Regions from separate parts of the Homo sapiens genome. Here region 1 is linked to region 2. A link is a contact called in ENCODE Hi-C data. All regions are on one chromosome and are shown on one strand. Each heading gives the region's core, a stretch centred on a gene start or an enhancer-like site at or near the end of the contact. The rest is flanking DNA. Distances are from core to core; before and after follow the strand shown. Region 1 holds the start of GRIK2 (glutamate ionotropic receptor kainate type subunit 2). Region 2 holds the start of PRDM13 (PR/SET domain 13).

Region 1 (2,721 bases), core at 152-2,651, 1.8 Mb after region 2:
GAGCCTCTCTAATTCCCGGACCTCGGAATTAGATAGATAGTGGAGAACCACCAGGGACTGGAACTGCTAGGGGACTGCAGAGCCGTGGAATCCCCCCTGGCCCCTTCTTTATGCAGCCCGTTTGAAATGGTCTCTTGAGCCCAGTGCGCCTGGCCTGTTCCCGCTTAGCCTCACTTAAATCTCCTCGCGAATCTGAGCTGGCCAACTTCCTCTGGGGGAAACTGCTAAACTCAGCTCCAGTTAATATTGTAGGGCTGAGGATAAAATAGCAACGGTTTTGAATAGATGTTGACTTTTCCGACCCAGAGGAGCGGAACTCAGGGATTGTTTGCAAAAGCTAATCGTTTCCACAGTGAAGCAGGGAGAGCCTGGTGCGCTCACCGCCGCCAGCCCCTCCCTGGAAGCCAAGCTGCGGGAAGACTCTGGGACTCAGTTGCCCCTCCCCATCTCTGGCCTTTAAAAGAGTCCTCCCGAGAACTTGGACCAGTGGCCGCCAAACCAGGGCTGCTTCCCAGACTCCTGTCTCCAATCTTGGAGTCTGCGACCTCAGGTTCGGCGCCCACTAGATCTCGAATCCAACTTCTTTCTGAAATGTGTTTAGGTTGAGAGTTCCGGGGCCTGGGCGGGAGTTTGGTGGGGAGAGGGGAGTCTGCTATTTAAGGCGCCATACATACACAGAGACAGCCCGCCCGACCTCCTAACACTCAGGAAAAGTCAATTTCCAAGCATCTGTTCTCAATAATGGTGGCAGGGAGCAGGGCACTGTGACTCCCAGCATCTGAGGGAATACCCGCAGCAGCGCTACCAGAGCGCATTTGCTCTATGCGCTGGAGGTCGGGGTGGGAGGGTGCGCAGATCAAGATCTTTTTTTGCGAACCTCAGGGAAATGACCGTAGTTGGACTAAGAGGTCCACTTTGGAGACTACCAGCAGCCCTCCAAGCCCTGGCAGTGGAGAAGTTTCGTTGCTATGGTTTCGGAGAGGCATAAAAGCCATCACCCAGAAGCAAATGTGTTTGGGCTCCTTATATGTGTTGTCACCACCCAAGGCTAGGCAAATTCCTCGGCGCTTTGCATGCATCACTCACTCCCTGACAGAGCATCTTGGCCTTAGTCTCCCCATCCCAGGAGGCGGGTGTGCGCTAAGGGAGCGAAGTCCAGCCGGAGGCTTCGTAACATCCAAGTCTAGGGACACCAGGAATTCTCTCGCTCTAGCTCCTGTGGTCCAGGGGTGGGAGATGCCCCCGAGTGGCCGCGGCGGCCAGGAGCGTGCAGGGGCCACGGGGAAAGGAGCGCGGCGCCTTTAAAGCAAGAGGCGAGGAACCCCCGCCAGGAGGCGTGTCTGTCTCTGCCGCCGCCGCCGCCGCTGCTGCTCCTCGGTCACCGTCTTCGCCGCTGCCGTCACTCGCGCTCGGCGCCGGCGGCTGCGCTGGTCGGTCTGGTAGCTGGGGACTTTTCCGCCCGACCTCCTCCGGCTGCTCCTCCCCGAGGACCACCCCACCCCCTCCCCGCCCACCTCACCCCTAGCTCCAGGTAAGGACTCCCCGGCTGTGGGCTGCACTCCGGGCTCCTTCACGAGGTGTTTGTTTTCAAGAGGACGGGAGGGACTGCGGGTGGGCGAGGGGCATTTTCCACCTGGAGAGAAGGAAGAAGGCGAACAGTAGCGCTGCGGACGTCCGTGCGCTCGGGGCGCCCGCTGGACGGATTCACTGCGAGTCTTTGTCGGGCTTATCTCAGCCAATTCCCGTCAAGCATGCAAGTGGCTCTGTTGGCTGCAGTCGCCTATGTTCTCCACATAAAATGATTTAAGAAGTGGACGTGTCAGGAAGTGGCCTCAGCTACGGGGACTCACGCGAGGCGAAGAGAATGAGACAGATGGCAAGAAGCTGTGTGGCTGCCGGCGGGTCTGACGAACTCCCCATCCCTCCTTCTGCCCACCCATCCTTCCATTAACCCTACTCCTTAGTTCTGCGCTGAGGAAGTATATTTATTTTAACCGGCACCCGTATTAAGAGCTTCTGAAAAAACTTGGAGGGCGTCCCATTAGGGTAAGGAGTGGGCAGTGTTACCAGGGTGGATCATAAACCTCAAGAACTTTTAACGAACCACATCCTCTGATATTTTTACCTTTAAGGAGATAGAGTTTCTTTACCAAACAACACGACCGAGCTGAGGCTCCTTAGAGAATAATTTCCAATTTAGGCAATGGGGAATATTAGAAAACTTACTATTAGTAGCCTTTTGGTAATGCACAGATTATCTTCTATCGTTTATTCATCTCCATACTGTAAGTATTCTGTCATCAGAAATTATCTTATGGATTGATGATTATTTTCATTTCACGAGAGATGATTGGTTCATTTGAGTCTTAATTAGTCAGTTTAGTTACTGAAATAAATGCAATTGTATTTCAATCTTGATTTGTCTTAGTTCATTACTTTCTAACTTTATAGAGTCTATTCCTGTAACCACCAAGGCAGCCTATCAACTTCCAGTGGCCTTAAAAACTTTTGAGTCAAACAAACAACAAAAAATTGAAATGCACAAGAGCAAGGTGATAGAGAATTGAGCAATGTTTGGAAGTCTTATCTGTTTGTTTTCTCCTATTTAAACCCATTGAAAATCACACAGGCTGAAATTTAAAAAAAAAAGTTCTGGGATATGTAAATTTATTCCACTTCAATTTGTTAATTAAGATACACTTATTTTAGTGTCTAAAAATT
Region 2 (2,929 bases), core at 1-2,500:
ACCACTCAGGCCTCTCTTGGAAGAACTGCATCGGGCTCCGGTGCTGGCTGCATAGGATTTGGGGAGCTGTGCTCAGAACTAGCAGCACGCGGCAGGTGCCGGCAGAAATCACAAATATCTGATGAACTTGATTACTTGGCTACTATTTATGAAAATAAATGTTCTCACGCCAATTGGAGGCTTCCCTAAAAGAAAACGGGTAGCTCTCCGGTTTAACTCTGAAGTACAACGTCTTGTTAGTTCACAAAGTAGGTGTAAGAAAGAGTTGTCCCAAACGCCCACCTCGCCCCTCTTCTCTACAACCTTTAACAGATTGCGGTGATTTTCGTTTTTGTTTACTGTTTTTTTTTTAATAGAAAAGTCCAGGTTGCTGGTTTTAGGGAAGTTAGTCCAAGGACATCTTCTAGGGGACGTGATCAATAACCCACTGGTAGAACTTCTTCCTCTTCAACCCTGGGCTGCGGACCGGGGCGCAGGATCCCCATTCGAAACTGTTGGTTCTGGGGCTGTTTCCCATTCTCCAGAGAAAGTGCAGGCCCGGGGTGTGCCCGAGAAAAGTGATGAGCAGTTGACCTCCCCTTCTCAACTTGGTCTGGAGGCTTCATCATATTTTCGGACGAAATGGGACAGAAGTGAGAATTAAAGCGGTTCTGAATAGACGACTGGCCTGAACCCAATCCCCTGAAATGGTAATATGGTTGTTATTTAAAAAGTGTAGGTATTTTCTGGTGTTTTCCCATCAAGTACCTGCCTAATTTCTGTATGGCACACGCCAGAAATCAATAGTAGTTAACAAGTCCTCCAAACAGTCTCCATCTCTTTGTTTAATCTCCTTTACAATAAAGCCAAGGGGAGAGAATTAAAAATCTTTGAAGTAGATCAAGGCTCAAAGGAATCAGCCAAGTAGACTTAAAGTAGTCACTTATTTCCCAAAACTGGTTTGTCGGGGAACAATAAAAGGAAGTAAAATTTATGGAGAAATTATACAGTGGATTTGTCACTTAAAATATCGTAACTGTCTGGAGGACAATACCCCATGCTGAGGATTAATGGTCCCGCCGGACCTTTGATTCACCAGTGCCTTTTCTTCGCCCTTGACAAATTGGATTTTTAGGAATGGGAAGGTCGCCTGGACCATTGTGTGCTAGCCATTCAGCGGCCTCGATTATGCAGGGGGCTGAGGGAACCACTCCATGTGACCCTCTCGGGTGGGACTCTGCAGCTGCTTCGCAGCGCAACTCTCTCACCAAACTCCGCGCCCTTGCGCTAGCGGTGCCAAAAGGCTCCCGCCCCGATTGAAAAGGCGCAGTGCATGCCCGCCCGCGTCACTCCGCGGGCGGAGGACGCACGTCGGGGCGCGGCTCTCTGGCTAGCGCGCAGCTCCAGCTCTGTCACTCGCGCCCTTCCAAGGACCTGGAGCACCCGAGCGCCTGCCTGGTGGCGGCGGCAACAATGCACGGAGCCGCCAGAGCGCCAGCCACCAGCGTGAGTGCCGACTGCTGCATCCCGGCCGGCTTGCGCCTCGGACCGGTGCCTGGTACCTTCAAGCTGGGCAAGTACCTGTCAGACCGCAGGGAGCCCGGGCCTAAGAAAAAGGTATTGACCATTCAGACCTCTGCCCACTGCCATTCGCCTCTCAGTGCCCTGACCCGGGAAAGGGGTACGAGAGAAAGTGGAGGAAGGGAGTGATTGAGTCGTTACCTGCTAATTCTGCCGGGTGGAAGGGGACTCCTATTATTCTGAGCAAGTAGCCTCTTTAACTGTGAGAGCTGGACGGGGTCGGGCTGAGAGGAGAGGATGTGGCCGAGAGGCGACAGCCCTGGGTGGGGTGCACTGAGCGCTGTAGGTGCCGGGACCATTCGCAGCTTGTGTTTTCCCCTGCGCTCTCGGGTCTCCTCAGTCAGAAGCCAGAAGCCCACCCCCGCACGCTGTCCGCAGCTCTCTCTGCAAAAGCACCCTCTTTCTGGGGGCTCAGGGCATCGAGACCCTTTCTTCCCTTCTGCCCTTCAATATGTTAATTTGAGGCCTAATTTCGCCTTAAAGTAATTTTTTTTCCTGAAAAAAAAAATCTTTGGGAGGCTCTCAGTTCCTAGAACCTCCTCAGATATTTTTTTTTCCCTTGCCGATGTCGGCTTGTGGGTATGCGGCATATGGAGAGAGGATGAGCAAGGTACTGGCTCTGACGCGGGCTCCAAGGGCGAGGCGCGCCCATTCGCGCGGGGCACAGGGTCAGAGCGTCTGCAGCGGGGCTCTGAGAGTCCAGAGGCCCAACCGGGAGGCGCCAGGGCCAAACCACTAGCTTTGACTCCCACACTCCACACACCGTCGCGACCCCTGACCAGAGAGACTTATAGCACTCGCCCGCTTTGGGGGCGTCCCAGGAGCCAAAGGTCGGCAAACAGCGACCGGGAAATGAAGGCAGAAGTCTGGGGTAGAAGAAAGGACTTTGGCTTCCTTGGCTTTAGCTTGCCTTGCTTGGAGCTTTCTAGTAAAAAGCTCCGGTGTCCAGCCAGCGGGACTTGCACCTCGCTCCTCCTGCAATCACGCCCCCCACTACAGTCTAAAGCGGGGTTTGGTGCCCACCGCGCATTCCTCTTTAAACGCGTTTTAATTGCTTTTAAATGGCCTGCCAGCTGCGGGCAAGCTTTTCCCCGCTTGGGCTTTGTTCCGAGACTTTAGCTGCAGGGCTCACAGGCAACTAGGTGCGATGCACACAGAATACAGGAGGCATGAGATAATTTTTTTGTTTGTTTGTCGGGGGTACGCTCTGGGCCCTGGGACTGACCTAGAAATGTCTCTACCGTGGTGTTACGGCTGCTCTCAGAACTGCAAATGGGAGAGCTGGGGTAGGGGACAACTTGGTACAAGATGTGCCTAAGCACTCAGGGAGGATGCTCTCAACACCCCTCTCCCCTCCCCGTGTCGTCAA

Evidence for each region. Hi-C counts contacts between places; a loop is a spot of excess contacts on that map. Pooled maps may share reads with other maps.
Region 1: a loop to region 2 is called in a map with no recorded cell type, with 11 times the contacts of the local background. The contact joins the promoter of GRIK2 here to the promoter of PRDM13 in region 2. A Hi-C loop is called at or near these places in 1 of 168 maps with a recorded cell type or tissue (naive thymus-derived CD4-positive, alpha-beta T cell), 12 of 37 single-sample maps with no recorded cell type and 10 of 50 pooled maps.

What each region holds. Positions count from the first base shown.
Region 1 is chr6:101,392,307-101,395,027 of GRCh38, forward strand. It overlaps GRIK2 (glutamate ionotropic receptor kainate type subunit 2), which reads left to right and starts at 1,402. Exons shown (of 17, transcript NM_021956.5): 1 at 1,402-1,531.
Region 2 is chr6:99,605,583-99,608,511 of GRCh38, forward strand. PRDM13 (PR/SET domain 13) reads left to right here and starts at 1,251. Exons shown (of 4, transcript NM_021620.4): 1 at 1,251-1,596. The coding sequence starts at 1,453.